Regions from separate parts of the Mus musculus genome. Here all the other regions are linked to region 1. A link is a loop called in an ENCODE intact Hi-C map of the cell type or tissue named here. Cell type or tissue: heart. All regions are shown on one strand.

Region 1 (5,000 bases):
CTTTTGGTTGTTTTTTAGGGTGTTTGATCCCGATGACAAGCCTAACAGATCTGTTCACATGAAAAGCTACCAACACTCAAAACTAAACAATCAAATAGGGAACTTCAGTAACTAAAGAATGACCGGAAGACAGACAGGAGTAGACAATATCGGCATCTCCTATGCGTGTGATGACCTGGGTTTCGAGTCTCCGGCAAATTAACTTGATTAGAGTAATTTGACTTCATTCTGTCAGTAGCTGTGATTAAAAACTTACAACGACGTCAGTACCCAGGACAAAGCCATAGAATACAGTCACGGAATACAGTGACTTGTCATCAGTCATGTCTTACCAAACTCTAATGCCTGAGGTTTGAGTGAACCCTATGATGCTTCTCCACTGAAGCAGGAACAGTAGGATGAGCCTCCTGCTTTCTTGAAACTTCAAACTGCCATGCTGAAGCTAAGGTGGTGGAGAGAGAGCATGCTCGCACGTACACACCCTGACTCCCACAGAGCAGACATAATAACGATGCTGCAAATAGGATCTAATAAAACCCCGGTGCCCATGGTTATTCCTACAGTCGTCCACTAGCACAGTACTGGTGCAGCAAGCGGTCTTTAATAAGCTGCAAGTGAAGGCTTTGGGGAACTCTTGGAAAAGGACATACAGAGAGAGACTGAGAAGTAAAAACAAATTTATGATGACTTGGTTAGAAGTGATATTTGAACTGGAAAACAAAAGAACATAATAATGGGGGTGGCAGTGGGGTAGCCGCACCACATAGTGACGATTTGGATACACATCAAGAGTGACATATTCACCACGCTACATGCAAGACACTAGCAACAGAAGCTCTGTATCACCAGATCGTGCCGACTACCTGATTTTTCTCTACTCTTAGAACCGCTAAAGAGAGTTAAATTGTCAATACAAATCTGCTCCAAGCATTTTGTGACAGTTGAAGCAGAGACAACTCTCCAGGCTGAAGCCGCCTGCAACTAAAGCCACCGCAGAGGGGATGGCACTTCCGTTAGACATGTGGCACCTCTACTCCCACCTGGGTGTTGGTTCTCAAGTCAAACGCAAGGACATCCGAACCCCCTGTCCCCCCTCCTCCAGGTTCCACGGGTCCACTCAGCTGGCAGCCTGGCTGGGGACACAGAAACAACAGGAGCCTCACAGGTTATGCCTCTTTGGCATTCTACATGCATCCCATATCCCTTCCCTCCAGCCCATGGGTCCCCCAACAGATGCCACCAATTTAGTCTCAAACACCCACAAAGGGTAACTTATGAGACACCGGAGCAATCCAGAGTCAAAAACGGAGGGGTACGGTCTGTAAGAGGGTCAAGAAGAAAATCGGAGAGGGGTGTGGGTGTCAAAATCAGAGCCCAGTACTTGTTAAAGACAAAACTGAACAAACATAGTAGGTTTTAGATAACCCTAGCCAGACGCTGCCTCAAGGACTGAAAACACATACAATGCCGTTAACAGATGGAATATGGGCAGCTCAAAGAGATTCTGCCCATAAACGTACTCCTTTTGAAAAGTTTGAATAGAGACTTTAATTTTTGTTGGGCACAGAATTGGGGGGGGGGAGAAGCTGCAGATGGCTGAACTCAATCTGAGCATTTGATCTGGATTGTGGCTAAACTCTACCTATGGGCTACTAGTAAGGAGGACCTGTCTTCAGCAGGCAGAAGGATTGTTGCTATGATCTATTTGATTTTCCTAAAGACTTCCATGTAGTGGTCGTCCCCCACCCCCGCAGCCCCCAGGATAGAGCCCCAAAGGGTTGTTTCTGGAATCAGAAGGAGCCACGTGGTGTCTGGTTTTCCTCTCCAGGCCTTACATCTCTCTCCGAAATATTCCCAAATGATCAACTGTGGATATTTCCTGGGGAAACTTCTTTGAAAGAAGGTACACTCCACCCTTGGTAAGACTGTTAATCAGGGGTACAAGGAAATGAAACAGGAAATAACCCATGCAGGACACTGTAGGTAATCAACACTTTCAACCTAAAATAACTAAGATTCAGCCAACTCGGTTTAAAAAGATGCCTCGAACTTCCTTAGCAGGGGTGAGATGGGAGGTCACAGGGGCGGGGATAAGGACTAAGTCAAGTCTCTCTCTTAGAATTCTCCACTCCACCCCAGAAGGCTGCACCTGGGCTGGTGTGCTAGTTCCAAACTCAGAGTCCACCTGCTTGGTTCTAGCCAATGCTCTGGAGCCAGTGACCTGGCACACCTTACAAGCGCCCCTCTCTCCTTTTCCTTACTCCCAGGATTCAGCCCCAAGAAGGCATTATTCCAGGGGGCTGAAAAGTCCCATAAAGGGAAAGCAGGCTGACATTATATAACAATATACACCAGAAAACGAAAGTCGCCAAAGTAGGGGCAGGAGGAGTGGGGGAGCACGGCATCTGGAAGCCGCCACTTACTCGAAGGCGAAGAAGAGTCCACTAGTGACCAGGATGAGAATGAGAGTCAGGTAGAAGACGCCGGTCTGCCGGGCCATCATGATCCTCCCGTTGCAAAAGAACTTGTTTCTTCCTGGGAACACCTCCCATTTCCTCCGGGCCGCGATTTTCTTCTTCTTGTGGGGCGACTCCATGGGAGAGGAGCTGTGGGTGCTGATCTGACTGTACTCGCAGTCTTTCATGGGCCCGCCGCCGCCGGGAGGCATCCACGAGGGCAGCCGGCTGGGGGCGCACACCCCCAGAAGCCCCCCGGCCGCGCGGGTTCCGCCGAGCCACGGCCGCCGCCGGCCACTCGGCCGCCCCCCGAGCCGCGGCGCTGCGACCCCTAAACGGGCTCCCGGCTCGGCGACAACTTTACGGAGGACACCCAGGTTAACCCCTTGGAGAGCCCAGCTGTCATAGCAGAATCCGCTTTCGGGAGGGACGATGTTGGTCCGCAGTCCTCGGCAGCGGTTCTCCGTGGCTTCCAGCCGGGGGGTCGGGGCTGCAGGACCCCGCGGGACGCGGGGAACCGCTCAGCAGACACCCAGAAGGCGGTGCGCCTGGCTTCGCCACCCGCAAGCTCCCGGCTGCGCTTGGGCTCCGGCCGGCGGATCCCGGATCGCCGCGCCCTTAGCGGACACGAGGCAGCAGACCTTACGCCGGCTCCCTCCGGAGCCACTTCTGCGCCTCGACCAGGTGGTTTCTACTCTTTCCCGGTGACGGATTCTCCCAGGAGAGAGAGCTGCAAACTGAGCGGCAGCTCGCGACACCGGCAACCCCTCCCAGGGGTGGGGACAGCCACGCGCGTTCTTCTGTCAGGAGCTGCTCTGTAGGAGCCGGGGCGCTGCCCGCGCTGCGACCCCGCATCCACGAGCCGAGCAGCCGAGCTGAGTCCGCGGCCCCTAACGCGGGGCTAAGGCCGAGGGTGGTGGCGGCGGTAGCGGTGGCGGCTCCCGGGGCTTCCTCGGTTCCTTCTGTCCGGAGAAGACAACCCTAGCGCGACGAGGGCCGCCGGAGGGCCGCGGGGACACTGCCAGAGACACTTGTTTGCAAGGCTCAGCCCCGGCGCGCGCGGCGCTCCGAGCAGGTCCGCCTCCTCGCCGCCGGGTGGGCGGTGACGCCCGCGCCTCACAGCCGGGCTCCTCCTCCTGCTCCTCCTCCTTGCCAGTGAAGCCTGGGCACCCGCTCCCTTGGGTCCCTGCCCCAGTATCCCCGGGCCAGAGCGCAAGGCTCGGGGACTGTGCGGGCCTGGCGCGCCCGGAGGAAGGCTCCTGGCTCCCGGGTGACATCCTTCACCCTAGGAGAAATCAGGTCGTTGCCCTCGGTGCTGAGGCGCCATGCGCTCCCCGCGGACTTAGTTCCTCTACGGGGTTCTCCACCGGATTATTCCCGGTCTCAGCTGCCACCTCTGGACACTCGCATTCTCATGACCAGTCGAAAAACCGTTCTTGCTACTACGGGGGACCTGAGTACCCGCCACGCAAAGAAGTGACCTTTCCTGGCCTGCCCTCGGCTCATCCTCTTCCTCCCCAGCGCCACGCGTGGCTGAGACGCCAGGGAAACTCTACCGATGCCGAGAGGATGGGGGTGGAGTGCCTTGATGACAGGGTGATGAGCAGCCCCCTGAAACAGGCCAGACTTCGGGACCTCGAAGGGCAGGGGACAGCAGAGCGGTCTGTGTCAGCTCCAGCAGCGACCGATCTGCCCCCTCTTTTGGATTAAAAACCCCCAGTGGCAGGCTTTGTTTGCAAAGGTCGCTGTCTTCCCCATCTTTCATTCTCTACTTTTTCCCCCTGGTGCTCACAATTCGCTCATTTTACTTCTGTCTACTTGCCTCTGTGGAGCCCACGCACAATAAAGGGACCGCACATCTAGCGAATGCTTGGAGTGCGCCTTTCTTTACATCCCAGTTTGACAGTTGGGTATACAAACGGGCGCAAGGCCGGCGCCAGAGAGCCCCAGCAGCCTAAGCGCTGCTGCGCCCCTGGGCTTCGGGGCCCGGTAGAAGCGCTAACTGGCGTTTGCACTAGGGTAACCCAGCGCAAAAGGACACCCGGCACGGGCGCTCGGTTTTCTGAGCCCTACTTTCTTTTCAGAGCCCGCTGGGATGTGTAGTTCCTTCTCTCGCTGTCCAACTCAGGGAGGAAACGTGACTTGAGGATCTAAAACTACAAGTCCCTGCAACCCCTGCGACGAAGGCGGGGAAGCAAGGTACTGGGCTTTGTAGTACTCAGCGTTTGGAGAGCCACAAAGACAGCTTTGGAAAAGATGCTTTCTCTGTGCCGGGTGGATATTTGCACACTGCCTGCGTTCTGTGTAATCCTCACCACAACCCTGCGATGCACTATTGTACCAAGCTCAAAGAACTGCTTGCCCAACACTACAGAGCTGCCCAGTGATAGAAATGGCACTGAACCCAGAGCTCTGTCTTTCCCTTACAGAGCACGCCTCAGTGCTCAGTGTCAAAGATAGATAAGCTTGGCTAGCCAAAAGAGAAAAAGGATGTAACCAGCTAGGAAATGGGGGCGATAGAAATGGTAATTAGATGGGACAGGG
Region 2 (5,000 bases), 110 kb before region 1:
ACTGGCCTGGGGTATTTATTAGTTACTCTTCTGTTGTTATGATGAAATGCTATGAATAAAAGAAACTCACGGAAGAAAGGGTTTATATCGGCTTTCAATTCCAGTTACAGTCTATCATAGCAGTCAGGAAGCACAGAGGCATCTACAGGGAGGGAGGGATATAGGGAGGGAGGGAGGAAAGGAAAAGGGGAAGGAGGGAGGGACAGACAGACAGGCACACAAAGACAGGCAGACAGACAGACAATATGAGCAGAATTACAGCTGGACCATGAAAACTCAGAGTCATCTCCCAGCAATGAACTTCTGTTGGGAACTAAAAGGGGGGGTGCCGGGGGAAGAGGAGGAGGGAAAGACCCACACCTCACCAGAATTCCACCTATTCTCTGGTCAGTCAGGCGTGGGAGGGCTGCTACCTAGCCTTTCCACTCATCCCTGGGTGGTCATTCCTCTATCCCCCTACTCTTCAGGAGGTGGTCAAGGGGGAGCCCTGCCTGGGGACCCCAGAGCTACTTTGCTAAAGCCCCGGGGTTATAGGGGATGAGGGAAGAGGTTCCCAACACTGACCAGAGTGTGCAGCGGACCTTGATAGAGCAGAGACTCTCTATGGTTTAAGAGCTTTATTATAGAAAGGCAGGGGGAAAGAGAGAAGGCAGAAAAGAGGGACACACACACACACACACACACACAGAGAGAGCGCTAGAGAGAAAGAGAGTAAGAGAGGAGAGAGGAGAGGAGAGTGAGGGGTAAGAGGGAGACAAGAGAGTAAGCAGTAAGAGGGTGAGCTGGGGCTGAACACCCCTTTTTATGGTCTTTACTGTTGCTAGGTAACTGGGGAGGAGTTTAGCCTGAAGGTCAGAAGCTTGGGCCATTGCCTACATGACTACTGATCATGCTTCTCTTGTAGGGGGGGGGGGCTGTGGGGGGATGGTAATTTAGGCAGGAGCCAGAGTTCCAGGAGCATGAGGAACCGTGTCATGTAGGTGAATTATGACCATTGGAGTTCAGACCTCAGCTTGACTGGAGATCAGCTTGCAATTCCCCACAGACTTCCTCCACAAGAGTCTATCTCCTAACAGTCCCATCATCTTCCCACAGAATGTTACCAACTAGGGACCAATTATTCAAATGCATGAAAGCCTGGGAACCCTTTCATCTCACATTCAAACCACCACAGGGCTCATGGATATTAGGCATGCTGTGTCCTCAAAACAAACTTTCAGTGAAAACTTTATTACCTGATGCCTGTGCATAGGAGTAAAATCAGATGCACCATGGGAAATGACTTGTGCATATATAATCCCAGCAACTTCTCCTAGTCCCACAGAAGGAAGCTCTTAGGCAATCACAGGGACTCTCTAGCAGACCTTATTCAGAGCCCACTGATCTTTTACACTCCATTTGACCTGTACTTTCATGTTGCTTTGGTGTGTACTTCTTCAGCTCTTTGAATGAGATGCCAAGAACTTGGAAACATCTAGCTCAGCCAAAGATGACTGGCAATGCTGTCACCAAACCAACGTTAGATTCCATTGACCAACACCACTGGGGATAACTCAAGCCACACTCCCCAAAGCAGCCACCCTTTTTTCTCATGGGTAGGTGTCTCAGCTGCTCTGCTATGATCTGAGCACAGGCTTAGAGTTCGTTTGGAGAGATGCTAGGCTGTTACCTGATAGCTTTGGGAACCTGGACAGATCCCAAGTGCTCTGACATAATCAGATTAAACCCTTGACGAATCCATAATATGATGGCATTATTTGGAGGTGGGACCTAACTGGAGGCATGCCTCTATAGGGTACACATGTCCCCAGCTCCTTCCTATTTGTCTCTATGCTCACACCTGCCAGGAGGTAAGGATATTTTCTCCACCATGTTCTGTCTTCATTTCCAGTCTAAAGCCTCCCAAACTTACTGCCTTTAGTTGACCCTTCTTGTTTACTTAATTACAGCCATGGAAAGTCTGACCACTTCTAACGCAGTGCTTGCACGTGCTGGCTTTGGATTTCATAAACATGGTATTTTGGGGCTGGAGAGAAGGTTTGGTCAGTAAAGTAGCTGCTGGGCAAGCTTGAGTATCTGAGTCCAAATACCCAGCACCCACATTAACCTCTGACACACACACACACACACACACACACACACATTCATGCACATGCAACGACATATACATGAGCACATATATGAATTAACATATACACATTTGTACACCACACACAAAACAACCAGTTTTGTTTATAGTCTGTCACCTTTTGCAACTTACTTATTGAGGAACATAACTTTGAGGTGTATGCATGTTGTTGAATGTAGGCGTGGTACTATTCCACTATAATAACAAACCAAACAATGCATTCATTTGTTCTCTTGTTCTTAAATATCTTTTTTTTTAACTGTGTGAGCAATACTGACATAAACATTCTCAAGCATGCCCCTTGAATAAATGGCAAAGATTCCTGTAGAATATAACTAGAAAGAGAACTGTTGAGTCAAAAGACATACAGACACTCTGCTTTATAAAACAATGCAAAATTCACTTCCCAAAGCAACGGCAGCAAATCCCATTCTCAGGGAATGAAAGGCTCTGTTCTGCACACAGCTCATGGCTGGTGCCCGGTAACCCAGCTTTCCTAGCTTTTGCCAATTTAGTGGGAGTCACATAGAGTGTCGTCACCATCTGATTTACACTTTCTCTGTTGCTAATGAGGCCACACATGTCTGCGTGCCTTTAGAGTGTCTGCCACCTGGCTCCTGATAATTTTAGGCAATCCACTGTGCCGCACTGTGTATCGAGACTATTTGGCAGCCCCAAAATCTTGCTTTGGAAGATGGAAAGTGCACCAGGAAGCGCCAGGTGACTCCAGGTTCCCTCCCTCTTGCTTCTGTGTTGAAGACACTGCTGTTGTTGGACCTGGAGTTGAGCTCTACTCAAAAGGTGGCCCCTAGATTTTAAAAAGTATGCCTCAGTTAGAAAGAAAAAAATTGTTTAGTTTTGACTTCCTCTTTTTTTAAAAAAAATTAATCTATAATACCAGTTATTACGCAAAACCATTTATATATTCCCTTCTGTGTTTTTGATAAAATGAAGACTTTAGATCAGACGAAGTGTTTAAAGTTTGAAGTAAGTTCCTTGTGAGTAGTTATGAAAGGGTATTTGATTAGGCTCTGTAGACAATCTTCTTTAAATAAAGTTTCCCACTTGTTTCACACACACACACACACACACACACACACTGGCTCCTGTAGGCTAAGGGACTTCTACTTGTCTTGCTTGGGAATGCAGATGGTAATCACGCGTGTCTCGTGTGAAAGGAAGACTACTTCCTTATCTGAATCCTTCTTTAGCATCCCAAGGAGCCATGGGAAATCCTCCCTAGGTAAAGATCCCCACTAGGGAGCTATGAAAGGAAAGCATACAGACCCAATGTAGTTGTCTGTATGAAAGCAGAACAGACAGACAGACAGACAGACAGACAGACAGACAGACAGGTTCTTGACAATGTTACTGAACTGCCAAATGGACACATTAAACCCCTGTATCTAGTATATTGCAAACAATACATTTCTTTGTTACATACCCATGTGAATCTGACTTTGTTTTCTTTTCCCTCAACCAAAAGAAATCCTTATACAACTTACAAGCATAGCAAAACCATGACTCATGAGGGCCTTCTAGACCCTCACACAGAGATGACAAACAGCAAAAGGTACACACTTGGAGAGAAACCCAGATGCCTTTTAAATGGCAATCTCCAGTGTGGCTGAGTGACGTGAGGCGGGGCTCAGGCCACAGGAACAGTACTCGGGACTCTGGACTGTCACGCAGAGGCTTGGTAGCAGGGCACACTTTCCACCCGCTTATATAGGAAGAATGGCGATCTAACTGTAAAATCAAACCTAACAGACGAGCCCCTGCTACAGACAAAGCCACCAGCTCCACAGGCCAGTACAAAGCTCAGCTGAAGGTCTTGGACGAGGGAATCTGCACTTGGTGCTAGTCCAGCCTGTGCTTTCCAAAACCAAACAATATTGACTTTCAGGATGGGGGCAGCTGATGGGTAGAGGCTCTCTGAGTGTGAATAGCCTCAGTTAACAATTGTGCCCAAACACACAAAACAAAGGCTCATGCGGTTTGATACAGGCCTCCATTGCTCTGAAACACAGAATACCTAATCACAGGCTATAAATGTAACCTAGAAAAACAGCAACAAAGAAAAATCCAAAGCTGCAGCTACTTCTGAAAAAGACAGATTCCTGGAATCCTTTTTTTTTATTTTTAACCCCAGAGGGAGACAAAGAATGATTAATGTCTCCGACCCAACCTCATTATTTCAAATTTGTACTTTTTAATTTTCCAGACTACCCAAAGCAACAGCATTATCGTCTCTGCAAACTTGGAGATAATACAACGTATGCCAAATTATTGTTACCACTTGTTGTTGTTGTTGTTGTTGTTGTTTGCTGAGGGAAATATCGTGAGCAGATTTTGAGGAAGTGGGAGGAGGAACAGATGAAAGGCGAGGAGGCAGGCAGTCCAAAGGAGCCCTGCCTGCACTCTGTATGCTTCTGTAAGAGAGTTATTTGAAGTGTGAGCTCCAGGAGAGAAAGCCGAATTTCCATTGATTGTTCTTTTTCCCTGTGCCCTGCACCACCACTATCCGGGACAGCAGCCCCATGCAAGAAACTGCACTAACTGTGAGCCTTCTAATGCACTGGATAATACACTGGCGATGAGCCCTCGGTTAACTGGCTTCCTCTTCCTGGAAGCTGCAATTTACTCTGTATTTCTAACCAGAGAACATCTGCGTGGATTTTTGAAAGGTTGCTAAGGACAGGGTTTCGAAAGGTGACCAAAGGAAGCGAGTTCTTTATTCTTGTCTTCCTGGAAAATGTGCGGCACTTAAAACCGAAGCGGTTTGAAAGGGTGGAAGGCGTTTCAAGTGCCTGTTGTTCTTTATCTCTGGAGAGGGCAGGTTCCACCAGAGAGGGTCATCTTTGCTCTGGTG
Region 3 (5,000 bases), 100 kb before region 1:
CTGTATTCAGAGCCCCTAGTACCCCTGTAGTAGCCTGACTTTCAAGGGATCTCTGAAAGCCCAGCACTGGGGTTGGGAGGGGCAGTCTGAGAGACACAGGCAGAGTCCCTGATGCTTGCTGGCCTGGTAGTCAAGCCAAACTGGTAAGTCTCAGGTTCAGAGAGAGAGTTTATCTCTCATCTTAGTTAAGGTGGAGAGGGCTAGAGGAAGAAAGACCCCCCTCCCCCCGAATGTGTACACATGCATACACACCACACACAAAATAATAAAATATCTTTTAAAAAGAAATGCTGATACGCTAATTCTCAATTGCATTATTTCTAGGGAAACCAGGGGTAGAAAAACACAGATTTCTTTTGTGGACAATAAGTCAGAGGAGACTTTCAAGTTGCCAATACACATTCCATCGCTTGACCCTTGGTTTGGCTGTCCCTAGCATTATTTAAATGCAGGATATGTATTCAGGATAGGAAATGGATCTGAGGCTATGCACTCAGGAAATGAAATGGCTTGGAGACCATAAAACCTGTATGGCATGATTTAACATTTTCTCTTTTTCAATTTATTAGATTCTTAAATTTTTATCTCTGTTTAAACTTCCTTAATGACACAAAGTGAGCCACATTTGGACAAAAAATATTATACGAGAATGAGTGTTCTCCAAGGGAATGCGAGCTATAAAGAAAGTCAATCATGGCCCCTCCTACAACCCTCCGTGTCTTACGAGGATTTTGAAGGAGAATAGGGCCTATTTGCCACCCTGGCTGCCCTCTCTAAACCTCAGGCTCCTCATCTTTCAGGTAGAAATAGAACATTCCAGTGTCCTGGACGCAGAGAGCATCCTCTCTGCCTCGTGGAGTCATGGCGGAGATCTGCAGGACTTCAGTGGAGGAGGAGAGGCAGAGGAAACTCTAAGAAGGAACAAGTCTCAAGAGGCTGAGTTCCTACCGTGTGTTGCACACAGGGCCCACCACTGTACAATAAATACATGCAGGTGACCTATATATACAGTCAGGTCTCAGCTTCTCAGAGACACAGGGATTTTTAAAAGGATCTTGGAACGGCAAGTCCAATGCATTCTTAGCATGGTTTAAGCAACTGAGGCTTGGTGAGAAAGCAGACCATGTAGGGCCACTCAGAGACAGAGCTGAGGGGGACTTTGTTTCCCTATCAACAGGGCTCTCTGAAGCCACATAAAAACTACTCTTTGACTCCAGCTCTCACTGGTACTAGCCCTTTGATATCAGGACACGGCCTCATAGATGGCTTGCAATTAGGACCAAGGCCTGAGATAGACTAAGAGGAGCAGCTGAGGTAGGAAAGTGACCAAATACACCAGGCAAGGACTCTTCCCCAACCCCCACCAGCCTCAGGATAGAGCTGTTCTATTTGCCTTGGCTCTCCCACTGCCGATCAAGATGGCAGGCCCGGCATGGGTAGATGCCGGGTGCCTGCTTCTCAGCAATGGCTTCTTACTTCCAACTTCCTGCAGCCCACGGGCCAGCATCATGAAGTTGGAAGGCAAGTTCTCTGGGCTCAGCATCCCTGTTCACAGTTCAAACCTTCCTGGATCATCCCTCTCAGCTTGGCTAGGGTTGTCATACGGTTGGCTCATTTCTCAGGGAATCTGTATCCTTTATGTGCGCGCGTGTGTTTTTGCTCCAGGGATGGTTCAAACAACCGGCTGTAAGGATGGGACGGTGTCAGAAAGGTACTGGGGCAGCTCATCTGCACGGCTCTGCAGAGCTTCCTAGGTTAACCAGCCTCTCCTCTTCTCTCTTCCGACGGATCCCCAGAGTCTAAGCTGGAACTCCCAGGAATCAAGCTGCCCTTTCTGGCCCTTGTGGTCACTGAGGTTTTTCTGTCTGTGGATTATACCACCATGGGGGTCACAGTACCCTGGCCTGTGGTTTCTATCACCTTGGGACTCCACTCCCAGCCTGCTGGTCAGCTTCTGTACAGCCTCACTGTCTGTCGGCATCTGTCTCCTGCAGCTTCTATGGAAGAGGAAGGAAGGGCAGAGGCCAGTGAGGCTGGCCTTCCTCCCCTCTCCTGCAGCTGCTCTGAGCTCGGGGAGGAGAGCAGAGAGCAGAGCAGGACAGGAATGGGTAGAAACCGAAGCACAGCTGGGAGGGCTAATTTAGCCCATAACCTTGATAGGGCACAGTATGCAGACAGTCCAGACAGAGGGCAGATTCTCCAAAGCAAGGCACAGTCACACATCAGGAGGGTGACTTAAGAAAACAAACACTTCCATTAGGACGTCTCCATATTCCAAAAAAATGGTTAAGTGGAGACCATGAGAGAGGAAAGAAAGGAAAGTGTAGGGTAGGGGGACATTTGTAGACCACACATAAGGGACAAACACAAACCTGGGTCCTCTGATTCCTATCCCAGTGCAAGTGCTTGAGGCTGTGAAGGGTCAAAAGCCACCTATCTTCAGGTGACAAGGGCAAGTGTTTTAATCTTTCTCAGACTCATTCATTCACTTGCTCATCCAGCTATGTGCTGGTCACTGTGTTGGACACTGGGCAACACACACAGGAAAGGAAGGGGCATAGGGCTCCCACTCAGCACTCACTCCCCTTCTCCTCTCTCACCCCCAGGAAGGAGATCATGCAGGACAACTGGTGGTCAAAAGCTCAGAGGCAAGGAATAGCATCATAGTCTGAGAAATAAGGGATGGCAGGGGTCAAACTCAGCTACAGAGGCAGCATAAGACTGGGAGGGGCCCTCAGTGCTTCTCTGCAGGGACATGACAGTGGGGTTAATATTGAAAGGCTTGTGCTAGAAAGATGGACTCATGGGTGAAGGGCTTGCTAAACAAGTGTAGAGCCTCAGCTTAGATTCCTGGAATCCATGTAAAACCAGATGCCTCGGGTTTAAGATCTCAGTGCTCCTATGGTAAGATGGGAGGCAGAGACAGGAGCCTCTTTAGAGGCTAACCCAAACAGCTAACCCCTAACCCCAACCCTAACTCCCAACCCTAACCCCTAACCCTAACCCTAACTCTAACCAACACAGTGGCAAACTTCAGTGTAAACGAAGTTTTGTAAACGAGAGACCATGTTTCAAATAAGGATAGCAAAGACTGACTTGGGTTGTCTTTTGACTCCCACCTGCAGGCACACACAGACACGCAGCACACACACATACCATCATCTAGCTGCCGTGGCACATTCAGGAAAAAGGTTCTGGTGGTCAATTCAGACACTAATTTACCGACAGTGGAATAAATATATGGAATAAATAAAGTACAGGTTGGGCTGGCACAACATCAACTCTGGCACTGGTTTGACAGTGAAGGAGACCAGGGTCCCACAGTGCAGTGAGCTCTGGCTCCTGGGAATCCACTGTGGTGGAGAACCCCCAGACAGATGCTTCATTTCTGAGTAGGTAAGCTCTTAGCATGCCTGAAGGGGCCAATCACCACAAGAGCTAATCCAATAATCAAAGTAGTTAATCCTCAGGATTAACTATGAAGCTGCCCAACCACTTACGGGCTCTGCTATTATGATCACACCTGTCTACCCAGCACCGCTCCAATTCCCGCTCAGCCGCCAGTTTAGAGAGCCAGAGCTGTTTATGCAGATGACAACGGAGGCCTTTTGTCAATAAAGCACCTCTGGGAATGAGCTGAACGTGAATGTCTTGAGCCAAGCAGAAGCTGGAGGTCCAGGGGCTTGTCCATCAAAGCATCCCACTTGAGCCTCTGACATCTGAATTTAACAGAGTAAAGTTTAATATAGACATTCACGTTCAGCTCATTCCCAGATGTTGACTTAAAAAAAGAAAGAAAAGAGGCACTCTTTACAAACGAACTCCATCCATAGCTACTGCAGCTTCTCCACCACGAGCTGTCAACTCCTTTCTTTCCACTCCCAGGAACACTGACTTAGCCAATCAATCAACCCGTAACTATTTATTGACTACCCATTATACACCAAGCTTTATGCTAGAGGCTGTGGGGAGCGGAGTGAATCCAGTTCCTACCCTGGACTCTAAGAAGAACCCAGGCAATGCTCAGAACTCATACTCTGTTTTCAACAGAAGATTAAAAACCCACCCAGAAAAGAAGGCGGCAGAGCCAGGTAGTACGTTCCTAGAATGCCAGCACTGGGGATCGAGAGGTAGGAGGATCAGGGACTCATGGTTACCTTAGCTACAGAGTTCAAAGTTGCCCTGAGCTTCTTAGGACCTGGTCTCAAGAAAACAAGATGAGAGACAAGAGTGTGGTTTGAGCATTACAAACCTGGACCCACTCAACATATCTCCCCTTCCACTAATGCATATGTCTTTTGCTTGGTGGCAGTGTATGGCAAGGTGACAATGGGGGTCCCTGTCAAGTGGAGCAATAGGAGGTGTTCTGGCTTGGTATGAAATATAGCAACAGAGGTGATGACCATGACTCTCAGGGCCTGTTCATATCCCTAGCCTGCTCACCCCTCACCCCTCCCTCTCTCTGTCTCTCTGTCCCTCTCTCTCTTCCCCCCCAATCCTGATACCCACTTTTTTTCATCTATAAAACAGGGGTACTTAACATGCAACATTATTAAGGTTTGAATAAAAGTTTCTATAGGGCCTACTCCTGTCAGCATTCACCAATGGCGCCTCTCTGTTCTCCTCTGCCCTGTCTGTGCTTCTGTCTGTGCCCTCTGCCCCTCATCCCAGGGCTTCATCCTCATGTCTTCTCTCTGAGTAGGCGATGGGTGCGTCCCTTGATGCCGATTCCAAATAGCTTGTCCAGGAGACCAAGCCCCACAGACCTCATGTGCCTAACTCAGCCATGGGCCCCTAGAGTCCCAGATATATTTCAATTAAACATGTTTATTTCAAATCATTCTAAAGGACAACAAGAGAAAACTAGCAGGTGTTTCATGTAGACATGCATGTTTCATGTAGACATGCATGATTCATGTAGATATACATGTAGATAACATATATGTTCTAATCAGTATATTGATTTCTGAGATTGACACTCACACTACATACTGGTTAGT
Region 4 (5,000 bases), 120 kb before region 1:
TCAAATTACAGCGAATGTTCTCTTGATTGGTAACGTAAAAGCAGTAAGAACCGCAGAATAATATGTAATAGCCAGTATGTAATAATATAATACTATAATCATCTAATGAAGAACATTGAAGGTAGGAAATATATACACAACATGTAGTGACAGCTTTGACACAGGGCAAAAACTGAACAGGAGAGAGCCACAGTCCATACTCCTGAGACCTGTTGGTAGTGACAAAATCACATATGGGGTACAGACTGCAGCCAGGGAACCAGGAGCTGAGCAGCAATGGCTGTGGTAACAGGTGACAGACCAAGGCCACCTAGCAGTCTCCTGAGGTTTCTCTATGCCCCACAGCCACAGCCATGGCAACTCCTGGGGTTTCAGTGTGCATTTTCAGAAGCTGCTAGTGCTAAGAGAGTGGTGTATTCACACCTTCTGTCTCACCTCATGGAGCAGAGCAACCTGGTGAGAGTGAGCTGCTCAGAAGGCTCCAGGCGCAGGTGCCTTCCCAGGAGTCCTTGCCTTCGAGCATCCTTAAGCAACAGCATTGACTGCCCTTCTCTTTAGAACGCCCATGCTATTAAACGAAGCCCCACAAACCTATTTATTCTGCGATGCTGACACAGCCTGCTTCACCATGACTATTGTTCCCAGTTCCCAAACACTGGGGTTTTAATTCACTTGTTGTTTTGTTTTTTGCTTTTGTTTTGCCGTTGATAATGAAATGCTAACTGTATATAAAATGGAAACATGTGTCAAGGGATAATAAAGACATTTTAAGAATACGGGCTGAAGATGTAGCTCAGTCAATAGAGCGTTTGCCTACAATATCTGATCCCTAGCGTGGCACACAAACAAAACAGAATGGGACACTGTAGTGAGAATTTTGGTCTCTCTAAAAACACAAAAATTATTATAAGAATGTGTTTTCATTTTAATGCCAGGTGTGGGCTATGGGGCTGCTTCAGAGTGTCCACAGCAGCTGACTATGATTTGCCTCGTGCTCTAGCAGGGGAGTGATTTTTACCAGCTGCAGATAGCTTCTGCAAGTGTGTGACTTTTGGGATTCTGGGGACTCTTCAGAGGGTCTATAAATAAATGCTAGGGCCCCAACAGGGTTTGCCAGTTGGTGGCTGGGTGTTGTTGGCTACAGTTTGTCAATTTGTGCACAGAGACAAAAAAAAGGGAGAAATTGAATATCCTGATGGGTAGATCAAACTTGCCCCAAGGAACTTGATGCCCCTGATCAGCAGGAAGTAGTCTAACGATTTCATTGCCCTCTTCCCCCTCTGTTCTTCTTTCTCTCCTACCTTGTGTTAGGGGCTTACAAGGGAAGAAGTGAAGGGGTTGAGATGGGCTGAAGAAAGACAAATTTACAAATAGCCAAAAAGTCCAGCTACAGGGACACCCTATTTCAAAACAAGCAAACAACTCTCCCCAAATACATAATATACACAAATCCTGAACTCTGACATGTGTGCAAATTAGATTTGCACCAATCCCACGAACCAAACAGTGAACATACTTTGAGCTGCTCCAACAGATGCATTGAGTTTTTAGAAACAATGTATATTATTATTCTTCTCCTTTCCAAAAGGAAGCACCATGAGCTTATGTGAGCTATAAGCCCCTGCCACGTACCAGGTCTGCATGGCACAGAACAAGGCTCTACTTTTGGAGGGTGGTTCACAGAAGTTCTACGGGAGAGCAGAACTAGAGGTGACGACTGTGGGGGAGGCCAGGTGGCCAAGAGGTCACTGGAGCAGCAGGGACTGTGGTGCCTATGTCAGTGGGACTTGAGTGGTCTGTTTCCTGCTACTATCACAGAATACCTGAGGCTGGGAGCTGTGTGTAGACAGAAATCTTTCTCACACAATGGCTGGAATGTCTAAAAGCACTGGATAGTGTCTACTGAGCATCTGTTAAGGACCTTCTGGGAGAGCTTACTACACCAAAACCAATCCCATGATGATGGCATTGTCACATACCTAAAGGCAGAGGCTTTGGTGCCCAGGCCACCTCTGTAAGGGTCACCTCCCAGTATAGTTACAGTAACGATTAAATTTCAACCGAAGTCAGGGAAGGGGACATCCAACTCACACCATCGGCTAAAATCCTGGACATGCACAAGTTCCTTCCTTACCCTCTACTGTTAGGTTTCTTCCCCTCTCAGGGTGGAAAGTGAAGGACCCACCGAAGCGGCCTAACAAAAGTAAGATAATACCCACAAGGAGCTTATGAAAATGCCTGAAGCTACCTTCTTCAAAGCAGGATTTTCCCCCATTTTAGTTCATCAGTGCCCAGCCCAGACTGTTTCATCTAAGAATCTATTTCTAAGGTATTAAGGCTGCTGCCAGCCGCTGGTGCCTCTCCCAGCTGTCACAGACAGGATCAACCCCGAAGGTATCAATCACCAAGAGCCCATTTGTTTATGACACTGTGCTGCGCGCTACACTTAACAAGCACCCAGGGGTCTTCCAGAAACTAACAGCATACGGAGGAGGAGGAGTCCAGGGGCACTGAGCAGGGGCACGAGCAGATGTGGGAATCAGAGACTCAGAGAAAGTACAATTCTATAAATGGTTTTCTCCCATCCTCGCTAACCACCACTTACCCACCCCACCCTCCACTCTGAGCAGACCCAGACCGAGTATAGACAATGAATCGCGGAAATGGATATCGCAAGGGGAACATCTGGAGCAGGGTGGGGCCTCTTCCTGTTTCCCACTTCCATTCTGCGTTAGAAGCAGGAGGCCTTGGCTGGGGCTGGAGTCAGCTGTTCCCCATCATTTGATGTCCAAGTCACAGAGACAAATTATGATTCAAAATAGCATATTGTTTTTAATCCTAATAAGAGATAAAGAGGAAGCAGACCTATCTGTTGCATAGAAAAGAGCCCAGCAACCCAGGTGTGGTAGCTAAAGCCACTGGCAGGCAGGGTGTTGCAAAGACCGAGATCCTAGGGGCTGGGCGCTGTGCCGGCCCTTTCTTCTACCTCACTGAGCTTTCTCTTAGCCCACTGGAGCACTGCATTTTCTTGCCCTTTCTAGACTGCAAAAGAAACAAGTGGAGAAAGTAAAGCCAGCAGAAGAGGCTAAGCCAGGAGACGCTGCAAGAGCAGCAGCAAAGAAGCCAAGGGGAGAAAGTTCTGGAACAATGCAGTGACTATGTGGCCAGGGCTGATAAGTTTAGTAAAATGTGGTCAAAGAGGGTTTTCCCAGGATGGATAAATTCACCAGGGTGGCTTTAAGGGGCAGCTGAGAATGGGAGTCTAGAATATTCTTTGCAGGAGTCTGTGAGGGAGAAGCAGGAAAGGGGGGCTGGTAACAGTGAAATGTGAAGAAAGGAACAAAAGCATACTAAATAATAAATTGAAAATAAAATCCCCAGAAAGCCAGATATAAAGAAAATAGTCTGAGGGATTTGGAAGAAAGAAAAATAGAGTAATAAAAAAGTTTAGGTTTGGGCAGTTTTCTCTTACTGCATATGACCCAGAACTTCTGAATAGCAAAACTGGAAGCTAAAAGATAACAGGATTATTTCTTCATAATTTTGCTTGGTTAAAATGTTATTCTTAACTCAAATATCAGTCAAGTGAAAGAGTAAAGTAAACATGTTTAGATGCCTATAATCTCAAAAGGAACCACTTCCTAAAGCTCTCATGGGGCATGCATCAACAAAAACAAGAAAGAAAACTGCTCAGATGCACTAGACTCTACTAGGCCAGAGGTTCTCAATCTCCCTAACATTGTGACACTTTAATATAATAGTTCCTTGTGTAGTGATGACCCCCAACCATAAAATTATTTTCATCGCTACTTCATAACTGTGATTTCACTACTGTTATGAATCACGATGTAAATATCTGATATCCAGGATATCTGAGATGCAAACTCTGTGGAGGGGTCGAGACCCACAGGTTGAGAACCAAGGATCTAGGCGCTAGGACAGAAGTGAGCAAACACTTTCGCTAACAGTTTCTCAAGATTGCAGCAGCGTTCCAGGCCAGCTAAAAATGAGGCAAAAGGCTCGAAGTGGAGCACACATGTCTACGTACATAAACCAGCAACATAGATATGTAGGAAAGCCAAAATAAAAGCATAACCGCAAACACAAGACATTTTTACCAAGAAATAGTGTGATGTCTGACAGAGATCACACTATTTCTGAAAGGTAAACACTGGCGGGCAGACGATACTCACGCGGTAAAGATGCTTTTAAATGAATAGGAATTTAGTCAAAGATGCCACTATTTCTTATTAGTGGAAAAGGGAAAGAGGGTCGTGAGAAAATGAGAAGTAGAAAGATCAAGTTCTCAAGGATGAACACAAGGAAAAGTTCCTTTGGATTAGTCAGAAGTGTGGAGGTTAGCCCCAAAGGATGGAGAATGTGTAAGAGCGGGAGCGGGGCCAAGGACAGACCGCCATCTGGGCTGTGAGTCCTTTTAAACAATCCATTTAAAAACTCTGCTTATATGACATCTTCTACATTTTTAGTGCACTTATTTATTTAGTGTGTGTGTCTGCCCGCGTGTGCATATGTGCTGTGTGTGTGTGTGTGTGTGTGTGTGTGTAGACTTGCCCCCACAGCATGTGAGGCAGCCAGAGGACAGCCTGCAGCCAGAGGACAGCCTGCAGGAATTGGTTCTTCCCTCCCACCACGTGGATCCTGGGAACTGAACTCAAGAATCCCGGTTTGCCATTCAGTGCCTTACCCCAGGGCTCGCCAACTCTCATGTGCTGTTCTGATAAAACAAAAAGGATGAATCTCCTCTTCTAGGTAACAATGATCAGTGCCTCCATTTACATTGGATCTAAGATAGTACAGTGTTTCCCGAGAGTTCAGAAGTGTCCCTTCCCAACATTCGGGGGGCGGTTTCCTTTCAATACAAATGAGCGCTCACAATAACATTTCCCCAGGGACCCAAGTAAAAGTATCTTTCCTCAGCATATGAATCTCCTAAGGTTAATAGATTTCCCCCCACACACATCATTTATGTTGTATGGGCT
Region 5 (5,000 bases), 350 kb before region 1:
CAGATACTATATATGGAAGGGGAAGCTGGAAGGGAGGGATTAGCACCCCACGATCTTTACTACTGCTATAAAGTGACCATGTAATAGCAAAAGGATCCTCCATATCAATTAGCAAATGTTAATCCTGGTTTGGAACTTACAGCTAACCATATAGAGATAGATCAACTGCCATGAATTATTTTATGCTCATTTTTATATATACAAACAATTCTCAAGGCCTGATCCTTTAGATAAAACTCATTTACTCAAATTCACTTCAGGATTACGTCAGAGAATAATGTTAAGAAGCATCTAACACAGGTCAAGACTGAGACACTCTCAAGGCCTGTAGCCCTGTTTGCTAAATAAGACATGACTGGACTCTAAGCTGTGTGCGAACTTAAGCAGAGCTCAGCAGTCTACTGAGGAAAGATTAGAAACGAAACCCAGATGATCCCTTTAAAGCATATAGTTACTGACGAATTGTCTTTAGCAATGAAGATCTGCCCAATTAAAGCTCTACACAATTTTTTTTTCTATTATGACTCTACCAAAAGCTCTTAAAAGTCATGAGAATTCAGGGCTAGCGAGATGGCCCAGTGGTTACGGAGCACCACTGCTCTTGCAGAGGAACAGGATTTGGTTCCTAGAATCCACGTGACTACTTACGACGGTCAGTTGACTCCAGTTCCAGGGAATCCAGATCCCTCTTCTTGGAACAAAACACCCATACACATAAAATAAATATTTTTCAAAATAATCATGTGACTTCAGAGATAAGTGTATATTCAAGAAAATATTGTAAGAACGACTTAGACTAAAACTGTGTATGGGAGAATTAAAGCCATTTTCCCATAAGCACTAAGGCAATCCCAACCCTACCAGCTGTCCACGTGATGCATTCATTTCCCAACACTTAGCTCTTATAGCAAAAGCCTGGGCACTACTTGGGCTTAAACGTCATTGAGTCCATCATCAGTCCTTGCTAAGTACACCTGACCACCTACAGGGTTCAAGGAAGGGAAGAACTCCAACTCTTCAGCTGTGGGGAAGGGAAGAGGTGTGTCTTTCAGGGACCAACTCAAAAATGAGCTTTGCTTTGACACACAAACGGAGAAAAGCGCAGAGGAGTTCCCTTTAACGAGGCTTTCCCAACCAGCCCCTTTCTTCAGAGGGCAGTGGTTTGTCCTCTGGTCCACCTGGGGATGCGGCCTCTTGGAACTGTGATTACAAACTAGGGAAGGGCACCAACAGGCAGCCAGGAGAGCTGGAATTTGCCTTCAGAAGCAGATAACAAGTAGGAAGTGCTTACACAGGTAGTGAGGCAGTGTGCAGAGGGGTCACAGGCACCTCAATTTCAGCCCAAGGACAGCCGTGCTTTTTCACTGGAAACATAAGGCTTCGCCACCATCAAATAAAACTTTTTCCTCTGCTTGGATATATGCATTACTTGCTAAGCTGAAGTAGGCATGCATGCCTCAGATCAGTACAAATATTACAGAATAGGGTCTATGTCACAAATCATTGTCAATGTTGCAAGATAACTCTGTAATTGAATTTTCAATTTCTGAAATGTCTAGGCAACAAACCTCAAAAATCCTCTGCTTAAATTAGGTTTCATCTCCAACAAAGTTTGTCACAATATAAGTATATTGAAAGGTAGGTAGTTGTCTTATATCTAGGAAAACCAAGCAACAACTGCTCAGATATACTACTAACAAGGCAATTATTTCAACAGTAGCAGTAGGTTTCTGAAGAAGCTTCATTTACATATAAACACTACACCTAGACAGAGTCAGGACAGAGAAAATGAATTTTTCTGGGCCCCAACTTCAACAGACTAAATGAAATCAGGCACTTCTGACCTTCCAAATTCCTTAACACTTTCCTATACCTTCTATAAACACCCATCTTTAAAAAAAAAAAAAAGTTTTCATCAAGCCAGAAGTAGCTTAGACGTGTCAAAAATAAATCTGGAAAAGGCACGCTGTTTGTAAAGGTGACATAATCAAAGCTCCGAGTACCAGTCTGTCTGCTACCCGCACATCGCAGGTCTATCAGAGGTTCACCTATGGTGCCTCCCACCCCAGGTCCTCACTTCCAAGGCTTAGGCTTTTCCCGGTGGCTATTTCATTCCCAAGTGACTACTGAAACCGCACAAGAAAAAGGAACAGGAGAAACTAATTTTTGTTGTTGTTGTTTTGTTTTTGCAGACTCAGATAGCAAAAACGGACTGCTAATTTCACAAACAATAACAAAAAAATAAGCAAACCAAGATTCCTGGCCATTTACCAAGCAGGAACCAAAGTTCCACTAAGCAGTTGGGGCCTGGGCCTTTTATGTTTTCTTTCTTTCTTTTTCTTTTTTTTCTGCCGGCAAACACGTAATCTAAAAGCACAGTCATTTCCCTCTTGATACTTTATTCGCTCCGAAAACGTCCCATTCAAACAGAAAAAGCCAGCCAAAACCAAAAGGAAAAAATGAGAGCCTGGAAGGCAGTGGACGCGGAGGGAGCGTGACTCCCGGAGGCTGCAGCGTCCTCCCCGCCCGGCTCGAGCGCCGGGCTGCCGTACGGAGGAAGGAGGCAGGCGCCAGGCTCAGTGCGGAGCGGCAGCGTCCGAGTGGCCCGCGCGCTGCTCCGGGGCTACGGGAACTCCGCGTGCCGGGGCGCCCGTCTCCGCTCAGGTGCAAACTTTGCGGAGCCGCCGCCGCCCAGGGGGAGCGGACCCCAGCGCTCGGCGTGACCCCGCTCTGGTGCCCGAGGTCGCGGGGTGAGGGGTGGGGGGAGCTCGCGAGCGACGCGTCGGGGCGCTTCGGCCTCGCCACGGCGCCGCGGAGCCGAACGGCCGGTCCGGCCTGCGCCGCGCGCCCCTCACCTTGGTGGCCATGGCGGGCGGTTCCCCGGCCCCGGCGGGCCGGCTGGTCTCCCGTGCTGCGGAGCTTCGGCCCTAAGCGGGCGGGGAGGTCGACTCCGTCTGCGGTTCGGTGGCTGCGGCCCGGCGCGGCGGCTCCGCCTCAGTCCTGCTCTCGGCGCTCCGGCCCCCGCGGCTCGGCGACTCCCGCCGCCGCCCGCGCCTGCAGTTCCTGAAAGTCCCGGCTGCGCGGCCCCCGCCCCCGCCGGCCAAGCCTCCCATGGACCGCGGCGTGCGCGGCGGAAGCGCGCCTGGGGCCTCGGCCGCAGCCCGGCCTCCTCGCCCGCCCCGGCCTCCGCCCCGACCCCGCCGCCCGCGGCTCCGAGCGCAGGGCCCTGGCTGGAGCGGCGGCTGCGGGGTCGGACGGGCGTCGGGGTCGCGGCCTGGTCGCCGCCGCCGCCGAGCCGTTCGCTGGGCGCGGCGCCGAGGGGGGCTGTGCCTCAGGCCCGGCTCTCTGCGAGCCGGAGAACGGTGATCCCCGGGAACTGACGGGAGCCACCCGCCTGGGATCCCGGGCCCACGGCGGGGCTTGCTGAGGGATCGGGGTGCTTGGGGGTGACTACTGCGAGCGCCACACGGACAAGCCAGCCCAGGGCGAGCAATGGCTTCCTGCATCTAGGCTGCATGGGATTTCTCGGAGGCTGTGATCTGGCCTGGGCTTCTGGGCCTGGACGCTTGGGGACTCCACCTGAGATGACCCAATTCTGCCCTTTGGATTGTTTAAAAATGCCTCAAGAAGTTTGAGGGCGCAACAGGTTTCCTTAAGTTAAAAGAGAAGCCCGAATTATAACATCTTTGATTGAGAGTAGTTTGTCTGCAGTTGGATCTGTATGGGTTTTATTAATAAACGAATGGTTTGAATTGATCGATGAGACTTTCACAAAAGATGAGACTGGAAGATTTACCTTAATCAGTGCAATAGTTTAATGCAGTTGTTTATAATAAGGATGCATCTTCTAGACAAATAAAATCGACTCTCTTATCCCAGGAAGTTGATATTTAATTTTACTGTCAAATTTGTAGCTTCTAGGACTGGGGGTGGTAGAAAGAATGACACATAGGTGTTTGCACCCCAGCACTGGGGAAAAAAAAATGTTTTTTTTTACTGACCAGAGAATTTGCAAGTTACAGCCAAAAATAGTGTTTAAGTGGTAATTCAGAGTTTTCTGTGGATGTTTGTGTGTATCAATGCTATAGTCAGGCATGGAAATATTCTTGTGTCTGTGTGTGTGTTACTGCTAGCTAGTGTCATGTCTACTTGACAAAGGCTAGAGTCATGTTAGAAGTAGGGGACCTCATCTAGGGGAAAACAAAAACAAAAAACACCAGATTGACTTTCAGTCATGCCTGTGGTGTATTTTCTTGATTATTAAAGGTGTGTGAAGGCCCAGCTATGTCGCCCAGCCCACATCTGTGCTGGTGGCCCTTGTTGCTGTAAGAAAGCAGGCTAATCAAGCCCTGGGGGACAAACCAGTAAGCAGCTGCCCTCCATGGCCTCTGCATCAGTTCCTGCCTTCAGGTTCCTGACCTGAGTTTCTGCCCTGATTTCTTTCCATGATGGAGTCTGACACAGGAGCGTAAGCAAAATAAACTCTTTCCTCACCAAGTTGCTTATCATAGGATTTATTTTATCACCACACTAGGAACCCTAACACACACATACAAGTTATGAGTGTGAACATGCATATAGCACGTGTGAAGTCAGAGGACAACTTATAGGAGTCTATTCTCTTCTTCCACCACGTAGGTCCTGGAGGTCAAACTGAGACAGTGGCTGCCGAGTCCTTATCAGCTGAGCCATCTGGGCAGTCCAGGCTGTTGTCCTTCTCCTGACAGGAACAGGGAAGTCATTGAGACCCTTCTTTCTGTATTCTAGACAGGAAGCCCATATCCTATTTAACCCTTTGAAAAAGTTATTATTTATTTACAATGATAAATCATGGCTCAAATAACTGACTTGGTAATATCAAAATTGAAAGTAACCCTAGCCTTAGGACCAACAGCTTCTAAGGACAAATTCTCCATTCAGACTGGGACACGTCAGCAAAGATATTTATCAAAGCATTTTAAGCCCCAAAAGAAAACATCCATGTACTTGTTAAGAGGATT

What was found. A loop is a pair of places that touch in the nucleus more often than their neighbours do. Peaks named below come from ENCODE experiments on the same cell type or tissue, not always from the same donor. Only the 100,000 strongest peaks of a DNase experiment are listed, where the experiment ranks them.
Region 2: it touches region 1 in a loop (2.0-fold over the local background); 4 of 42 quality-filtered maps call a loop at or near these places.
Region 3: a loop joins it to region 1, with 1.9 times the contacts of the local background. A loop is called at or near these places in 2 of 42 quality-filtered maps.
Region 4: a loop joins it to region 1, with 2.0 times the contacts of the local background. A loop is called at or near these places in 3 of 42 quality-filtered maps.
Region 5: it touches region 1 in a loop (4-fold over the local background); 2 of 42 quality-filtered maps call a loop at or near these places.

Annotation. Positions count from the first base shown.
Region 1 is chr17:5,491,115-5,496,114 of GRCm38, reverse strand. It overlaps Gm52310, which reads left to right and starts at 2,889. Exons shown (of 2, transcript XM_030250193.1): 1 at 2,889-3,140; 2 at 3,363-5,000. The coding sequence starts at 2,889. The coding sequence ends at 4,166. Zdhhc14 (zinc finger, DHHC domain containing 14) reads right to left here and starts at 3,515. Exons shown (of 9, transcript NM_146073.3): 1 at 2,424-3,515. The coding sequence starts at 2,668. In heart, CTCF peaks have their summits at 2,633 and 4,424; DNase peaks (open chromatin) are centred at 2,584, 3,554 and 4,574; H3K4me3 peaks cover 3,681 bases; H3K27ac peaks cover 2,743 bases; H3K27me3 peaks cover 1,969 bases.
Region 2 is chr17:5,605,227-5,610,226 of GRCm38, reverse strand. All of the region lies in intron 1 of Zdhhc14 (zinc finger, DHHC domain containing 14), which reads right to left. Among named protein-coding and RNA genes, the nearest start is that of Gm52305, 80 kb to the right of the region's middle. In heart, no CTCF peak of the experiment used is centred here; no DNase peak of the experiment used is centred here.
Region 3 is chr17:5,593,710-5,598,709 of GRCm38, reverse strand. The region is part of intron 1 of Zdhhc14 (zinc finger, DHHC domain containing 14); the gene reads right to left. Among named protein-coding and RNA genes, the nearest start is that of Gm52305, 69 kb to the right of the region's middle. In heart, no CTCF peak of the experiment used is centred here; a DNase peak (open chromatin) is centred at 2,029; H3K27ac peaks cover 802 bases.
Region 4 is chr17:5,612,911-5,617,910 of GRCm38, reverse strand. The region is part of intron 1 of Zdhhc14 (zinc finger, DHHC domain containing 14); the gene reads right to left. Among named protein-coding and RNA genes, the nearest start is that of Gm52305, 88 kb to the right of the region's middle. In heart, no CTCF peak of the experiment used is centred here; a DNase peak (open chromatin) is centred at 2,690.
Region 5 is chr17:5,839,402-5,844,401 of GRCm38, reverse strand. It overlaps Snx9 (sorting nexin 9), which reads right to left and starts at 3,078. Exons shown (of 18, transcript NM_025664.6): 1 at 2,856-3,078. The coding sequence starts at 2,867. In heart, no CTCF peak of the experiment used is centred here; DNase peaks (open chromatin) are centred at 2,641 and 3,121; H3K4me3 peaks cover 3,123 bases; H3K27ac peaks cover 3,023 bases.